2 separate regions of the Homo sapiens genome follow, and region 2 is linked to region 1. A link is a loop called in an ENCODE intact Hi-C map of the cell type or tissue named here. Cell type or tissue: mammary epithelial cell. All regions are shown on one strand. Links, peaks and the distances in the headings refer to the core of each region. The heading gives the core; the rest is flanking DNA.

The links. Hi-C counts contacts between places; a loop is a spot of excess contacts. Peaks named below come from ENCODE experiments on the same cell type or tissue, not always from the same donor. Only the 100,000 strongest peaks of a DNase experiment are listed, where the experiment ranks them.
Region 2: a loop joins it to region 1, with 11 times the contacts of the local background. A loop is called at or near these places in 5 of 110 quality-filtered maps.

The regions. Positions count from the first base shown.
Region 1 is chr3:189,944,998-189,953,257 of GRCh38, reverse strand. No RefSeq gene overlaps it. Among named protein-coding and RNA genes, the nearest start is that of MIR944, 120 kb to the right of the region's middle. In mammary epithelial cell, for the core only: CTCF peaks have their summits at 2,696 and 4,621 (motif pointing right); DNase peaks (open chromatin) are centred at 2,797, 4,627 and 5,117; H3K27ac peaks cover 1,689 bases.
Region 2 is chr3:189,144,222-189,152,481 of GRCh38, reverse strand. It overlaps a transcript of TPRG1 not described here. Among named protein-coding and RNA genes, the nearest start is that of TPRG1, 24 kb to the left of the region's middle. In mammary epithelial cell, for the core only: a CTCF peak has its summit at 4,276 (motif pointing right); no DNase peak of the experiment used is centred there; H3K27me3 peaks cover 285 bases.

The sequences.
Region 1 (8,260 bases), core at 2,220-7,219:
TGACTATTGATTCTGTTTCACTCTACAATGGATGGCATCAGCTGTAAAAAGTTGGGTTAATGAGGCACCTCTGGCTTCAACTATCTTATTAAGGGCCCGCAATAAAAATAACCAAACAAGATGTTCCTATCATTTTTTTTCCAGACATGTTGCTGGGGAGGAAAATCTAAATGAATGCTTCGTTTAGTCAACATATGACACATGTTTTCTAGTCATTTTATATGGTACATTTAGGAGAAGGGAGAACAAAAGGTGAATAAGACATGCTGTACCCCCTCTCTTTATTTTGGTAGAATGGCCACAGAGGAGAGCCAGGGTAGCCTAGAGTTTGACAGTCTTTCTACCTTAACAGTCCCTTTTATAATTATCTGATATCTTCTGCTTTTGAAGGACGAATCAATTTCGAATAGATAAGGCCACGTGCCTTCTTGATTTGAGCCTCATTTCAACAGTGAATTGAGTGTTACCTATATATATGGGAATCTTGCCCTGGGCCTCTCTCATCAGACCTAGGTGCCTTCCCGCATGACGGCAGCGTGATGACATCGGTCCTAATAATCTTATCCAGACCCGAGGTAAACCCTCCTCTCTTATTCCAAGTTTATGTTTTTACCTCTGAGTTACTACCTGGTGGTGGGTGGAGGTAGAAATAGGGAATGGACAATAAGCATTACCTGGTATGTCTCATCTCTTTCCACTTGTTAATCGTATATTCCATTGTTTCAAAGGTTGTAATCGTGGTTGGCTTTATAAAGCTTTTTTATGGTCTTGAAGCACGTAGCAATCATATGTAACTACATAATTATCTTGAGAGACACGTCAATGCCATCTTCATTGTGTAAATGGGAAAAAACAAACAGGCACAGAGAAGGTGATGTCGTAAAGCCCTGGTCATGTATGAATTCATTTCACAGAGAGTTTTTGAGTGGCCGTGCCGTTGTAGGCTTAGGGAGGCATTTAAAGATGAATAAAATGTTATCCCTTCTTTTAAGGAACTCAAAGTGGAAAAAAACAGATGTAAACAAATGATCAACTTAAAGTAAGGTGAATGTTACGGCAGAGGATTGTGATAGGGGTAGGAGGAAAGGTCATGCAAGTGGGAAAGGAGTGGTTAGTGGTAGGGAAAAGTTGGAGAGAAGGTGACAGGTGAGCTGGATCTGGCCTGACTGATCTGCCACCAATACGTGGGAATGAGCCACTTAACCTCTCATTGCATCACAGTGTCCTCAGCTGAAAAGTGTTGCATTTGAACTGAATGATTTCTTGGGTTCTAAAGGACTGAGCCTTCGGAGAAAATGAGAGTTCAGAAAGTTGGTGTTTTGGGGTGGAGTGGAATGAGATAGCCTTCGGAAAGCAGTTTAATGAATGCTGTGAAAATCTTAATAAATACCAGTTAAAGAGTAAGTTTTATTGTATTCACTTGCAAGGGAGGTATTATTCAAGTGGGTAGTGTGAAAGCCCTGAAGGACTGAGCTTCCTTCTGAAAAGCAGAGGAGTAGCTACTATCAGAAATAGCTGACGTGAATTCATCGTTGAGACTAAAGTCAATGGGCTCTACCAGCAGCATATTCCTCTGCCCATAAGTCCATGAAACTTTCTACCCTACATGACCTGGAACTAATCTACTTCACTCAAATTATTAGACTTTCGTATCAGAAATGGGAATAATGACAATATTGCAGCACACAGGTATGTTGTCTGAAAAGCCTAGCATTTGGTAAACTCAGTCAGTCTTTTAATAAAACCCGAAAGCCATGTAATGCTTTACTAATGACATCTTTTCCAATGTCAAACAAGGAACAGAAGGAATCATTGAAAGAAAACCATCTCCAACAGGAGTTAATTGGAGCAATTTACCTCATTTAAAACCAAAGGGTCAAATAGGACATAAAGCAACAAGCATCCAATCACCCTTTTTGTTCTCTGTACCTGTTTTTTGGTGTGTTAAACTTTGCAAATGCCTTTGAAGGTCTTAGGCAATCAGACTACTTAGATTTAGAATAAATTATAGAGTCCCTGAGGCTCAGAAGCTGACTTCAAGGCTTCCGGTCACTGGAGTAATATTCTGGTCTATCACGATAGTCCAGTGTTTAGCAACATTTACTGAATAGATGCTAGAATTTTTATTATATTTCAAGTTCAGAATTTCAGGACTTTTTTTTCACAAGGTAATATGAACCAGAATTATATTTCTTTGAAGTTAACATTGGTTAATTAAATAAAGACTACTTGGAGATTTTCAACCCTTCAGCATCCCAGATAAAGGTGTAAACATCTTTTAGGACAGCTGGATTCTCAGTGGTCTTAATCTGCAATTTATTCTAACTTTAGCTACTTAGTATTAAGTAAAGAACAGGCATGGGCGGTATTGTTGAAGCTCCCTTGCCTAGACAGAGTAAAGATTTCTGGGAAAGTAGTCCACTTCATCGTTTAGCATTGGGTTCACTAAGTTTTTCACGACATCCCAATAGATGTGATGATTATTCTCATATAGTGGAAAAAATAAAACACCAGAATAGATAAATAATTTGACAGAAGTCAAAGTCAGTAGATGTCAGTTCCTCGAGTTAAAAAAAAGTTGCTGAACTCTCTAAGAAGATTTTGCAGTTTTGATGTTTTGAATAACTAGGAAGCAGTAGGAATTATTATGAGCTTATCTGACACTAGATCTCACCCACTCCCCCACACTCCAGTGCAAATCCAGAAGGAGGCGACATCTTCAGCAAGATGGCTGCTGCCACTGCTCTGAGTTGGTTAGACATGATTAAAGCTCTGTCTAAACATGCCCTGGTTTCCTCACAGGGAGCACTTTCAGCCTTCTCTGAACTTCCAGGCCGCAGGGCTAAGCACAGGGTACAGATTTTTCCTTGCAGACGTTTGGCTTCTGAGTGATGTTTTTTTTGTCTCTAAGGGTAATAAAAGTACATCAGATGTTGCTCCCTGTACCAGAAAGTTTGCTTTGAAGAACGCGTGAGCCGCTTCAAAGGCTAGGCATGCTGCAGAGATGGCTGTCCCCGGAGACTGTGAGCTATCGGGGTGTGCCTATTAACTAGGGACACGTTGCCCACCAAGCCACTTACCAGCTAAAGGCTGATTGTCAAAAATGTCAAATGTGACAAATTGGCGTGCCAAAACTGAAAACTGCCCTACCTTCAGAATCAGCATGAAATAAACTATCATGCCTTGAACTCTGTGGTCAAAACATGTCATTTATGTGTAGAAGGATTTACAAATTAAATAGAATGATATTTGAATGACCATCAACGTCAGCACAGAGGGCTTTTCATTATTGATCTGAGGTCAACGTTTAACTCATCAGAGCAGGCTAAACAGGGAAGATCAAGTCCATGGTAGGGACCCCAAGGAAGAATCATAGCCACAATTGTGCTTTGTATTTATAGCTTAGCAAGTGAACGACACTGCAAACAACTGACTCCAAGTTGGAAGGGACCTTAGAAAGCACCTGACCTTATGCCCTTTATTTTAGAGGTGGAGAAATGTGAGTTACTCAACTTTACTGAAATGTTAGTGGTAGAAATATGGACTCAAAACCAGCTCCTCTGACTCCTAGAGCGGCAGACCACACTGAGAAGCTATGGAATTGCAGAGAAGAGTGCAGACTGTGTTACCATGGACTTGCAGCCCTTTCTGCCTTTTACTGGCCTTTAACGCACATCTGTTCAGTGTCTTTATCTATAAAGAAAAGGCTGGTAATATCTATTTCATAAGTTATCTAGAGATTTCATTGGCCAGGCATGATGGCTCATGCCTGTAATCTGAGCACTTTAGGAGGCCAAGGCTGGAGGATCACTTGAGGCCAGGAGTTTGAGACCAGGCTCGGCAACATATGGAGATACTGTCAGGAAGGGAAGGGGAGGGGACGGGAGGAGAGGGGCAGGGAGTGGGGGAGGGGAGGGGAGGGAAGGGGAAGAGAAGGGAAGAGGGAAAGAAGGAAGGAAGGAAGGAAGGAAGGAGAAAGGAAAGAAAGAAAGGAGAAACAAAGAAGAAAGAGAAAGAAGAAAGAAAAAGAAAGAAAGAAAAAGAGTAAGAAAGAAAAGAAGAAAGATTAATTGAGATTATAAAAAGAGAGCCGAACACATAGCAGGTAATCATTAAAAGACAATGACTTGTGACTATATCAGAACACCTAAAATGAAGGAAAATGAATAGGACTGTGAATTCTCTGGCAATATTTCACCTGCTCTCATGACTTTTTTTTTTTTAGTGCATTATCCCTTGATCAACCTCAGAACCTTCAAGGTTAATTTTCATACAGTTACATTTAGAAATAGTCTGATCATATATAACACACTTATTGCTAGGGCAGGGGCACAGGAGAAGAGAAACTTGTTACAAAATTACAAAATTGAGAGTGTTTGAACTCCAAGCTGGTTGTCAATCAGCAGTCCAGAAAAGAGAGGCTTGTCTTGTCTGCAGCCACCTCATTTGGTCCTTCTGACAGCCTAGCTTTCTGTCTGCACTGTGACATTACAGCTACTTTGTTTGTGCCAAGCACCTTGAAAGACACAATTTTTACCTATTTCCTTTTACTGAGCTTTCTGTCACTTGCTTTTCAACTGTGTAAAAAACAGAATCGTTAGTCAGCAGCAGAGGGCACTATTAGCATATTTTGCTGTGAGGGGTTAAAAATAAAAAAGAAAGATGCCTCTATGCATTCATTCATTCGTTCATTTTAGCAAGTCTTGATTTAACATCTACTATGTTCTCAGCATTTAGAGAAATGCTAAACAAGCATGAGATGTTGCATTTATAGTCCAGGTGGGAACATGATATGAAATGATACATGTGGTACATGCCTGAATGCAAAGGGTATATGTTTTGGAGGTTTTTGAGGACAGCAGAGTTCAGTTCGGTAGGCTAGTGTGACCCAGGAAGTATTTGGCAGGAAGTTAGTCTAGAGTTGTTTCTTAAATGACGAGTATGATATGGAGTGGTAAAGATAAAATATATAAAAGATAAAATAGACAACATTAAAAAAATCAGTAAGTCATGCATTGCCATGAATATCAACACTAATTGTTGACAACCACTACCCTGACAAGTATTACTTACCTCTACTGCTTATAATAGTCATCGTGGCTCACACGGGTAGCTGCTTTCACAACCATGATGTCATTTTGCCCTTGCTGTAATCCTGTGACTTCAGCTCTATAGGTATTATTATCCTAATTTTACTATGAGAAAATCAAGGCTTTTAGAGGGAAAGTGACTAGCTTAAGCTCACACAGTCACTAGTACTGCTGGGATCCAAAACTGGTTTTCCTCCCTGCTACTGCAGCAGGAAACCATAAATTTGTAACATAGACTCCTCTGGAAAAGAGGGTTTGGGATGTGAAATTAAAAGGAAAAGTCACAGCTGTTAGGCTACCTACAGGTTACCGAGGGCTTGATCGAAAGCTAAACTGAGGCATTGGGGCTTGATCCTGTAAACCTCAGGGAGGATTCTGAAGTTTGGGAGAGCTCGACACAGGTGGTTATAGATTGTAGTTGTTAGATTAACAAAGTCAGCCTGAGAAGGATTGGAGGAAAAAAGGTCAATTGTCAGGGATACCAATAAAGCAAATGTTACACTAATCAAGAGTTGAGTGGGAGGGAATTTGGGAGTAGTCTGCCCCAGTGGGAAGGAGATTTTATCTTTGTCATTGTCTATAGTTGCTGGCACATAGAAATAATACAAGGCAGGCTAATTTCGAATTGGTTTTGTATTGGTTTTAGACCTCTAAAGACAACACCTCGTCATTGCCTGCACCCAGGGGTATCCAATCCTACTGATTGCCTAGCTTAGTCCACCACTGCCAAGGCACATGTGAGGAAGCCTGAGGCAGGCTGGCAGCCGTGGAACTTGCGGGTAAAGGACTAAGCAGAGACATCCTGAAGGAAAAACAAATCAGAACTTGGAGGCTGTCAGAGTCACCAAGAAGAAAAGATAAAAATTATGTCTCTGAGCTGTTGAGCCTAAGAAAATAATGATGTCAGTGATGCAAGCAGAGAAACGAGGGAAAACATCAACTAGTTTCATAGGGAATTTGACCTTATTACACAGAAGGACTCCCAAGTAGCAACTGAACACTTAGCTGGAATGTTTTCGTATAAATGTATTTCCTACTCTGTTTAGTGATTTCTTGCTTGTCATCTTTTTCTTTACCTGAAAACTTATAAATTACTTGTAATAGCTCTTCTACAGGTAAATTAACAGAGGTGACAGGTAACACTGAGTTGTTAGTGCTAACACTCCTTGCTTAAAACCCTTCCAATGATGTAGAAACAAATCCCAGCGATCTTCTGGCTTCCTCGCCGTACGCTGGTGCCCTTGCCTACCTCCTCAACCCTGCATGCTGCCACTTTCCTCCTCTTTATTCCCTACCCTGTAGCATGGCCCTCTCTTGTCTCTCAGATGTTTACATTCAATTCTCTCTGCTGAAAACACTGTCCTCCCACCACCACTCTGGTTTCACCAGGAAACTCCGACCGTGGGTGGTCACCCATCCCACTTTCCCTGGGACCGAGGGGTCTGAAAACCAAACTTGGACAGTTGGTCACTCTACATCATGTTGTGGCTTAGGTCTGGAATATTTCTTCCTCTAGGAAGCCTTCTCTGATGCCATGTACTCCTAGGCTAAGTTCGGTCTCTCTGCAGAGTAGTCCAGACCCACCCTTCCTTACCCTTCTCACACCCCTCATTATTGAGTTTATATTCATGTCTTCTGCTGTCCATGGTAGTGGACTTTGTGCCATCACCACTCTCACCATCTTCGTCTAAGCCACCATCATCTATCTCTCTGCTGAATTACTGCAGTGTCCTCCTAACTTTTCTTTTTGCTTCCACTCTTGTCCTCTTTCGGTGTATTCTCAACCAAAAAGCCAGCGGTATCCTTTTAAACATAAATTAGCTTATGTCATTCCTCTGCTCAAACATCTTTCATTGGTTTTGCATCTCATTGGCTAAGTCATTAGAACAGCCACCAAGACCTGAGGCAGCTACCTCTCTGTTCTTATATCCTATATACTCTCCCCTTGCTTAGTTGGCTGCAGTGGCACTGGCCTCCTTACTCTTCCTAGAACATGCCTGTTGCCTAGCATGCTCCAGCCTCAGGGCTTTGCATTTACTGTTGTTTATGCCTGAGCCATTCTTCCCTCAGGTGTCTACGTGGCTCATTCCCCATGTCTATCTAGTTGAGATCAAAGATCACCTTCCTGGGGAGGTCCGCCATGACCTCTCTCTACAACTGAACTCCTGCAGTCAGCATTCTCACTCCCTCTCTCTGCTTAATTTTTTCTTTTTTTTTTCTTTATTTTATTATTTTTTTTGAGACGGAGTTTCACTCTTGTTGCCTAGGCTGGAATGCGATGGTGCAATCTCGGCTCACCACAACCTCCATCTCCTGGGTTCAAGCAATTCTCCTGCCTCAGCCTCCTGAGTAGCTGGGATTACAGACACGTGCCACCACGCCTGGTTAATTTTGTATTTTTAGTACAGACGAGGTTTCTCCATGTTAGTCAGGCTGGTCTTGAACTCTCGACCTCAGTTGATCTGCACACCTCAGCCTTCTGCTTATTTTCTTCATAACCCTTAATATCATAACTTCCTACTTATGTGTAATCTAACTTGATTTATTGACTACCTCCTTCTGCCCAGAATAAAGTTTCTAAGACAAGAGTTCCATTCATTGCTATATTTCCACAGTTTAAAATATTACATGACACAGATAAGAAATGCATAACTATTAATTAAATGAGTAATTAATTAATGTACACACAATTAAATGAAAGAGTGAACAAACACATTGGAAAGGACAACTGACTGAAAGTCACAAATTTTAGCTTAATCACTCAGGATTTGGGAGGCTCTGAGAAAATTACCCTCTAACTCAAATTCTTAATTTCTCCAACTAAAAAATGAAGGCATTAGTCTCAATACTCTTTGAGAATACTATAAGTAATGGTACTGTCAAAGTCTAGGAGCCAATAATAAGTATAAACTAGAATCCAAATTTGTTGCTAAACAGGGTCCGAAAGCAATAAACAATAACAAGGGAAAGAGAAGCATTGTGCAAATTCCAACTGAGAAAAAAATATATACAAGAAACATGAGAATTCCATATGTGAGGAAACACACAAAAGGCAGGTGACTGGGGCAAGCTGACACAGTCAATTTGTTACAGGGCTAGGATTGAACCTCAGCCCAGGGATATGTTGCCCTGGCAGCCTGGAAGAGAGAGTCAGTCCCCATCTGATTACA
Region 2 (8,260 bases), core at 1,878-6,877, 800 kb after region 1:
ATGCCTGTCCCACCATCACACATCCCTTTATAAAGGAAACCGTCCACATGTACCCTTCACTTGGAGCTGGGGGTTCCCTCTAATTTGGAGATGACCATGTCTGTATAGTAGAATCTGCCTCTGGCCAAAGCTGATTGGACTAGGAAGTGCCCATGGCCCAAGAGTTGCCAAAATATAGGATAATCAGCAACGATGGTGTGACTTGAAGGAAAACTCCTCAAGGGACTATGGTAATTAAACAGCCTCAGACCATTTCTCTCCAGATATTGTAAAATGAAGTAAATGGTTCACCTTGGTAACATAAAAAAAAAACAGATCTTAAGGGAAGCAGAAACTGACAAAATAGTTGAGTCACATGGAAGGTGAAGCACGAGAATAAGAGCCTTGTGCTCTAGCTCCTGCAGTCCCTAGAGCACACCAAGCCATGCACATCTGCTCAATCCAGACCATACTCCTATTCCAGGTTCTGTAAGGCCTGATGGTTAAGGTTTGCCTGGCTTCCAGTAAAGACAGAGAGGACTATTTCACAAGTGTGTCCTTAAAGTAAATCCTCCATTACTTGACATATAATGGAGGATCAAGTAATCAATTTTTTTTTTGTAAGATGGAGTCATGCTCTCTCGCCCAGGATGGAGTGCAATGGCGTGATCTTGGCTCACTGCAACCTCTGCCTCCCAGGTTCAAGCGATTCTCCTGTCTCAGCCTCCCAAATAGCTGGGACTACAGGGGCATGCCACCACACCTGGCTAATTTTTGTATTTTTAGTAGAGACAGGGTTTCACCATATTGGTCAGGCTCATCTCAAACTCCTGACCTTAGGTGATCCACCTGCCTCAGCCTCGCAAAGTTCTGGGATTACAGGCATGAGCCACCACGCCTGGCCAGGTTTCTCTTTCTGCAAAGGGCTTTGGTGTAAGGTATTACTTTGTGCTTAATTACTGAGGCTGTTAAACTCTTTAGGTTTCTCTTTCTTACAACCAAAGGAGTTTAATGGCCTCAGTAATTAAGCACAAAGTAATACCTTACAACGAAGTCCTTTGCTATAGCATGGTTTTAGCTATATTTAGGGTCAAATTTGTGTCTCCAAAATACGTCTCTGATATACTTAGATTATGAAGTAAGAAGACTGTTGCTGGGATATCAGCTCTATCTCCCAACCCACATCAGCTTTTTCTATATTGGTGAGTTTCTAATAATACAGTATCTTATATCTGGAAAACTCACTTGCTTTTCTGAATAACTGAGCTTATTGAAGGACGACTGGTGTTAAGGGACCCACTTTGGAGGTGGGTTGCCATCTGAAGTGTTTTGCACAGGTCTTTCCACAAACATCTTTGGAAGAAAATGAGAGCCAGCACTGAACTTTTATTAATTGAAAATTACTCAGCAGTTTTAATCACTTATCCAAAGATGGAGGCTTTTGGGGGGTACCTGTGACAAAACCAATGAAATCCAAAGCACTGTCAGAAATGGAAGATCCTCGGGGGTCAATTCCTTCATTTCACAGATGGGAACACTGATGTCTTCTTGCACCGAGTCTTACTCAGGTCACACATGCAGGAGTTGGGAGATTTGGGGCTGTAGGAGAAATGTTATAACATCATCCCACCTGGCTTTATCCATTAACATCTGCTCATCTCTGCCCTCAGGGAGTCGTGGAGCTGGTTGAACAATACCAGACAGTACGTGGAGAGCCTTGCATTGTGTTCACCACCTCGCTCATTTTTATTCAAAATGATTCCAGAAAATCAATGTGACCATCTGGCCTCGGAGAAACTTCACTGAGGTCCCAAATGTCTTCAGTGCCCAGATGAATCCTTATAACTCTATTGAAAATACATTTAAAAAGCAGTTATTGATCATGTATTGTGATCCTGGTCCCAAGCCTCACACTGTCGTCTCCTTCCTTCAAGGAGTTAACAGTTTTATGAAGGGAAACAGCCATGAAAATGAACAGTCGCAGCTGAAGCAGGTAAATCAACAGTAGAAATCCACACAAAGATCTCGGCGCGGTGGCTCATGCCTGTAATCCCAGCACTTTGGGAGGCCGAGGCGGGTGAATCACAAGGTCAAGAGTTCAAGACCAGGCTGACCAACATGGTAAAACCCCGCCTCTACTAAAAATACAAAAATTTGCTCGGCGTGGTAGTGCACACCTATAATCCCAGCTACTCAGGAAGCTGAGGCTTGAGAATTGCTTGAACCCAGGAGGTGGAGGTTGCAGTGAGCCAAGATCGTGCCACTGCACTCCAGGTTGGGCGACAGAGTGAGACTCCGTCTCAAAAAAAGAAATCCCTACAAAGCCTGCAAGTTCACCAAGTCACTTCCACTTTACTCTCTTCATCAAAGGTAGTAAGCAGAACTGCATTTCCATTTGCTGTAATAAAACATAGAACAGCCCCAACTCATTAGTTATAAAGTGTGATATTCTGGGTTATTGTTTATCGAATTTGGCACTGGGTACATCAAAGGACACTGGTCAGTGTGCCCTCAGGAAAATAACAATTAACCTAAGTAAAGCAGGCAAGAGTCGATGCTAAAGTAGTTATTCAACCATGTGGAAAACACTGCGTACATAATCATGTACTGGGAAAAGTCATGCAATGAAAGTTAACATCTTTTTTTTTAAAGGCCTCCAAGAAAAGATGGGGGCTCTGGTTGGAAAGATGTGGCAGATGTCAGCTACCAGATGGCAAGAAGGAGGCAGTTCCGGACACAGGCTCGAAACAGAGAAGTTAGTGTGGGAAAGTGAGAGCAAACTGACCCCACCATGCAGAGAGAGTGGGCAAGGCGTGAGTAAAGACAAGGAACAAGAGAAAGAATGAGAGGAAATGCTGTTTGGTGGGTGGAATTTGTGTTTTGCCTCTAGAAGTGTTGTTCTGAAGAGGGCAGAAGATAACCACGTTGGCTGAAACAAAACAGTCTTTGCCCATCAGGGGACCAGTCACTCTTCATCAGTTCTTAACATCTCTCCTCTGGTGGCAAATGCCATCTAGAAGCTCCATGTCTTCACAGAACAGAAAGTCCTAGAGATCTTGATAACTCAGCCACTCATCAGAAAGCTCTTGAATGCTTTCTCAGAGTGCTGTTCTTGGAATGAAAGCAACAACTTTCGTGCCCTGAGTAAGATCAAACAACTTCTCATAACTCCATCATAGATTATCTGTGCTGCACATATGCTGTAGATACTTAACATGAATTAATACATTAGACAGCATACAGTGATGCTTAACAGACACTGCAGAGATGGCTGCTTTCTATCCACCTCCCTACACGTGTCCGTTAGCAATATAAAGCTAGGGGCCAGGGACCAGGTCATATAGATTGTTTGGGAACGTTAATTTATTAATAAGATAGAGATTACCATAAATGGAATCTTGAGAACAGCGCTGAGATAGAAAAAGATCTAGAACCTACTTTATGGATACCTATGACATAGGAGGGATAGGACGAAGCTGGTGCTAACACCAGAGCAGAGATAGTCACATTAGGTCAAGCAATCGCCCACAGCAGCAGTGTCAAGCAAGAGTCTGCTGAGCCTTAGGCATTACCCAAAGGCATCCGCATGTTCCAGGAACGGGAGAAATGGGATGGTGGAAGTTCTTCGGGCTCTGAATCCCCACTTCTGCTTTGACCAGAAGAACTATGGTTTTATCCATTTCACATAGTGGGTTTCCACAGGTGATTTCAAGTAATGAGAGAGTTCCAAATGTTTGAAAAGCGTGTGTACCGACACTTGTTTTTCATATTGCTTTACCACCCAAATCTGAATCCTTTATATTCTGGCTGTATAATCTAGAGCCGATTCATTGCCTGGGTCAGGCAGTCAAGGCCTCTCATGGTCTGGCTTAAACTTTTCCCAGCCTTTTTTCTATAGCTTCTTGCCATGCTCCTTACTTACCAGCCAGGCTGAACTAACAACTCACACCATGCAATGACCCATGATGTGCCCCTTGTTTAAAATAAACTTTCTCCTCCTTTTTGCCACAGTGCGAGGCATGCTTCCAGACTCAGCTCAAAGGTGGCTTTCCCTAAACTCCCAGAGAGAGGTCCTCTGCTTTGATAACACTCGGCACCTTTTCTTAAAATAGTACTTATTCAGTTGTAACCACGTGTTGGGCATGTCCGTTTCTTCCATTAGACTGTGAGCCCTTTGCAGCCAGGAACTGTGTTTTATACGTTGCTGTTTTGCTGAAGACTAGGAGTTGCCTGGCCCCTTCTAAGTTTAGAGTAAACTTTAAACTTTCCCATTAAAACGACAGTGACCAGTAGTGCCCACCAGATGGCAGTGTGTGGACATTTTTGCTTACCAATCAGGAGGGAGCAGAAAGGTTTTATAGCAACTTGCCTTTCATCTTTGTCCTTGCAGACAAACAAATCCTACAAACACCAAGACTTTTGACTGGGCAGAATTCACATCTGTGAATCAGAACCTTAGGCAGCCTTGTATTCCCTATATGCTGCTACTTTTTGAAAACACTCCTCTCGAAGATTGAGAAAGGATTATGCTGTTTGTGTTCCAAGACAGAGAAACTTAGGTTTGAATTTTATCTTCACAAGTGCAAGGTGACCATCTTTTCAGCACTTGGGAAGAACGACCACCCACATCCACTGACTGCTGGCGTCTGCTGAAGTTCCTTAACCTCCTGCCCACCCCCATCTGCCAGACTCAAGCAACAAGCAAAAGTCAGCCACGCATTCCATGCTTGCTTTTAAAATCACTATCTCCCCTGGGTTCCACTGGACAGCACTGTGCTTTTCAGGCCGGAGACCTACAGGTCACTTTTCCCTCTCTTCCAGGATAGAACTTAGAGGTACGCCCTAGCCTCCTTACCTGTGGGCCTGGGATGGTCTCTGGAACTTCTTAGAAGCAAAGGGGCTTCCAAATGGAAGACATCCTAGTCGAAAGGAAAAACAAAAAGAAACATCCCAGTGGGTCTCCCAGACGATACAAAACATTCAAAGGCAAGAAGAGTCTCAATTTCCACTTCTTTTCTGCCTCCGACATGGCTATTTTGTAATTTCCTCTGCTCTCTAACCAAGTGTTGCGTCTGCTGGTGTAGTAGTGCTACAGGTAGAGAGCAGGGAGGGGTGGCTGCCATATCCACCTGCATCCACAATGCTCCAGGTCCTCTAAACTCATCCTACCCCTATGGATTTTCTCTTTCTCCACTGCTAGAGCAGAGGTTATATTAGAATGTGAGGCCGAAAGATTCTGGAGAGCTCAGCTTCTTTTAACTAAGCAAGTCTCTTTTAATTCACAGGGAATCTCAAGGGTCTACCCTGGAGATGGGATCACTGGATAACTCTTCCCTCCTCTTCCTTCTGTAGATAGTGTAGTGGTTAAGACTCAGGCTCTGGAGTCAAACAGACCGGGGTTCAAATCCCAGCTGTGTCACTCCCTGAATCTATGACCTTGGATGAGTTACTTAGCCTCTCCAAATCTTAAATTCTTTATCAATAAATGGAGAAAATACATGTGGACCCCAGAGGGGACGCTGTGCAGATTAAATGATAAGGCAGGAAAAGTGTTTAGTGCAGTACCTGTGTCCATATACTAAATAATAGCATTAGCATTTGCAGAAGTACTGTGGAAAAGGCACAACTCTCTAGAAATGATTCTTGGTGTTACATTCAGCCCAGCTTTGGAAACCTCTAAGAACCAAACACCTCTTCCTAAATCATGCCAAAACTCATCTTTTAAATGAGATGCATATTGCTTTCATTTAATTACTTTTTTATTTATTAGCATTTATTTAGTATGTAAACTGTGGATAGCTCAGGGTAAGCAGTGAAGATACAAGAATATATAAAACATGGTCTCTGCCCTCAAGGAACTTGTAGTGTGTTGAGGAGATGCATCCACAGCAATTATAATATGGGGGATCAGTGCTCTAACATGGGTATGTACAAGATACAACAGACAGAGTGGGAAGGCGTCTTGAGTCCCTGACACTCTGTACAGGGCATTGCAGGTCCTTGCCTTCCTGGAAAAGTCTACTCCCAACAACATTTGTTTTTTTGAGAATCCATTATGATGTCTCATACGTCTAACCTTGACACTGGCTACTCTCTTTAAATGGAATATCTGCCTGGAAAATTCCTAGTAATTGTCTAAGTCTTCCTCAGATCCCTCAGAGAGACTTACGGGCGCCTTCTCTTCCTAACTGTGACCTAACTGAAGGTGGAGGTCACATCTTTATCCTTTGGCCACCAGCATTTAACTCACTGCCCAACATGAAACTGATCTTTAGTCACGGCAATGCATAAACAAAGCTTTAATACATTCATCATGCAACCAACACTGCCTGGTTTTTCAGTACAGGGAAAACCAGCTGATGTGATGAAGGGTCTCCTGTTCCACAAGCCACACAGATCAATGATAGTAAAGCTCTGACTATTACAGAAAAAGGTTTTAATATTATCCAGATTGTCTCCCTTTTTAACTACTACCAATTTTAGCCTGGCTTTCTCTTAGAAAAATGCAAATAAAGATATGCATATTCTCTTCAATATGGCAGCCATTCATATATATGAAGATATCAGACACATATAATATCAATATAAGATTCTCCTTTGTGATTTCTCAAGCACACACAGATAATTAAGTCATCATTAACGTACTTTCTGAAGTGTCTGACATGTGTTAATCACTTCTTAGCAGCTTGAGTGTCATAAATATGGTCCTGATACCTCCAATATCATCTCCACGCATATCTTTTAAGTTCAGATTTGCTTCATTGTTTTCAGTCCTGTGTTCTAGAAGTTCTAGATCATTTTAGATATTAATTTGCTGTTATTATTAATGTTATTGCTATTAATTTATTGAAAATGTGTGCCAAGCATGATACTAGCTGTTGACACACTTCTTTTTCAATTCTCATCTGATCTGAATCACAAACAACCCTATTGCTACCTTATAGGTGATGGAACTGAACTCTTAGAAACAGTAAGTCTCTGTTCAATGTTACTTCACTGTCAAGGGGTCAGAGACAAGCTGCAAGGTTAGGCCATTCTCTCTCCAATGCCAGAACTCTTTCTCCTTACTATATTACGCCATCTCTTTGTGTTAGTCTATGGTATTTGATTTTTGTTTTAGTTTGGCATGTTTTTTTTTTTTTTAGATGGAGTCTCCCTCTGTTGCCAGGCTGGAGTGCACTGGCACGATCTCAGCTCACTGCAACCTCCACCTCCTGGGTTCAAATGATTCTCCTGCCTCAGCCTCCTGAGTAGCTGGGATTACAGGCGCCTGCCACCACGCCCAGTTAATTTTTGTATTTTTAGTAGAGACGCGGTTTCACCATGTTGGCCAGGATGGTCTCAATCTCTTGACCTCATGATCTGCCCACCTCATCCTCCCAAAGTGCTGGGATTACAGGCTTGAGCCACCGCACCCGGCCGGTGTCATTTTTATACTTGGGTATTCCCTCTTCCAGATAATCTTTCAAGTAATTAACAAAAAATATTGAACAGAATAAAAGGCTTCTAGTCCTCACCAAAAACCTCCTTCTAGCTTACATGGAACAGTTAGCAAGGCTCAAGCGTCATTTTTATTCACCTGCCCGTGAAACCAGTGTGTAAGACATGACCCTGCCTATATTTCACCTGCTTATGTGCAATCACGTCACAAGAGGTCGTGTTAAGTCCACTGCTAAAACTTCCTCATCCTGCTGATTTACCAGTTGTGTGGCGTAATAAGAAAAGGAAATGGGGTGTGTCTAACACAACCTGTTTATGGTAAACTCCTATTAACTTCTAGTGATCAGTGTCTTTTCTTCAAAATACCCATGAATCAGTTGTGTAATGATCTGTTCCAAAATTTCAGCAAAAACCAGTAGGAAACTCATACTATTTCCTGGCTTCACTGTTTAGTCCTGTGATAAGATGCAAGTAATCCCCTTTATTAAAAGAGAAAATCCTGTGAATCTACCAAAATATTAGCTGTTTCCAGGGCTATTGAGAAACTCCCACACCTACACCCCCAGTTATATTTTAATGCTCAGTTTGACAGCAGAACCACCTGCCTCTTTGTTTCGAAATGTGAAGTCACATCACTATTTTATGTACTGTTTCCTCTTCATTGCCTATATGTCACCTGGAGGAGTATTTGGCTAAATATTCCTAAACCCACAATTAAAGGTTAAAAATACCTTGAAATTGCAGGAACAAATGGTTGCCTATAAGTTATGTGGATCTCTGAAGTCCACTTATAGGAAACAAAGCTTTCTTGCCACAACCATATTGAATCCAGGAGGATGTA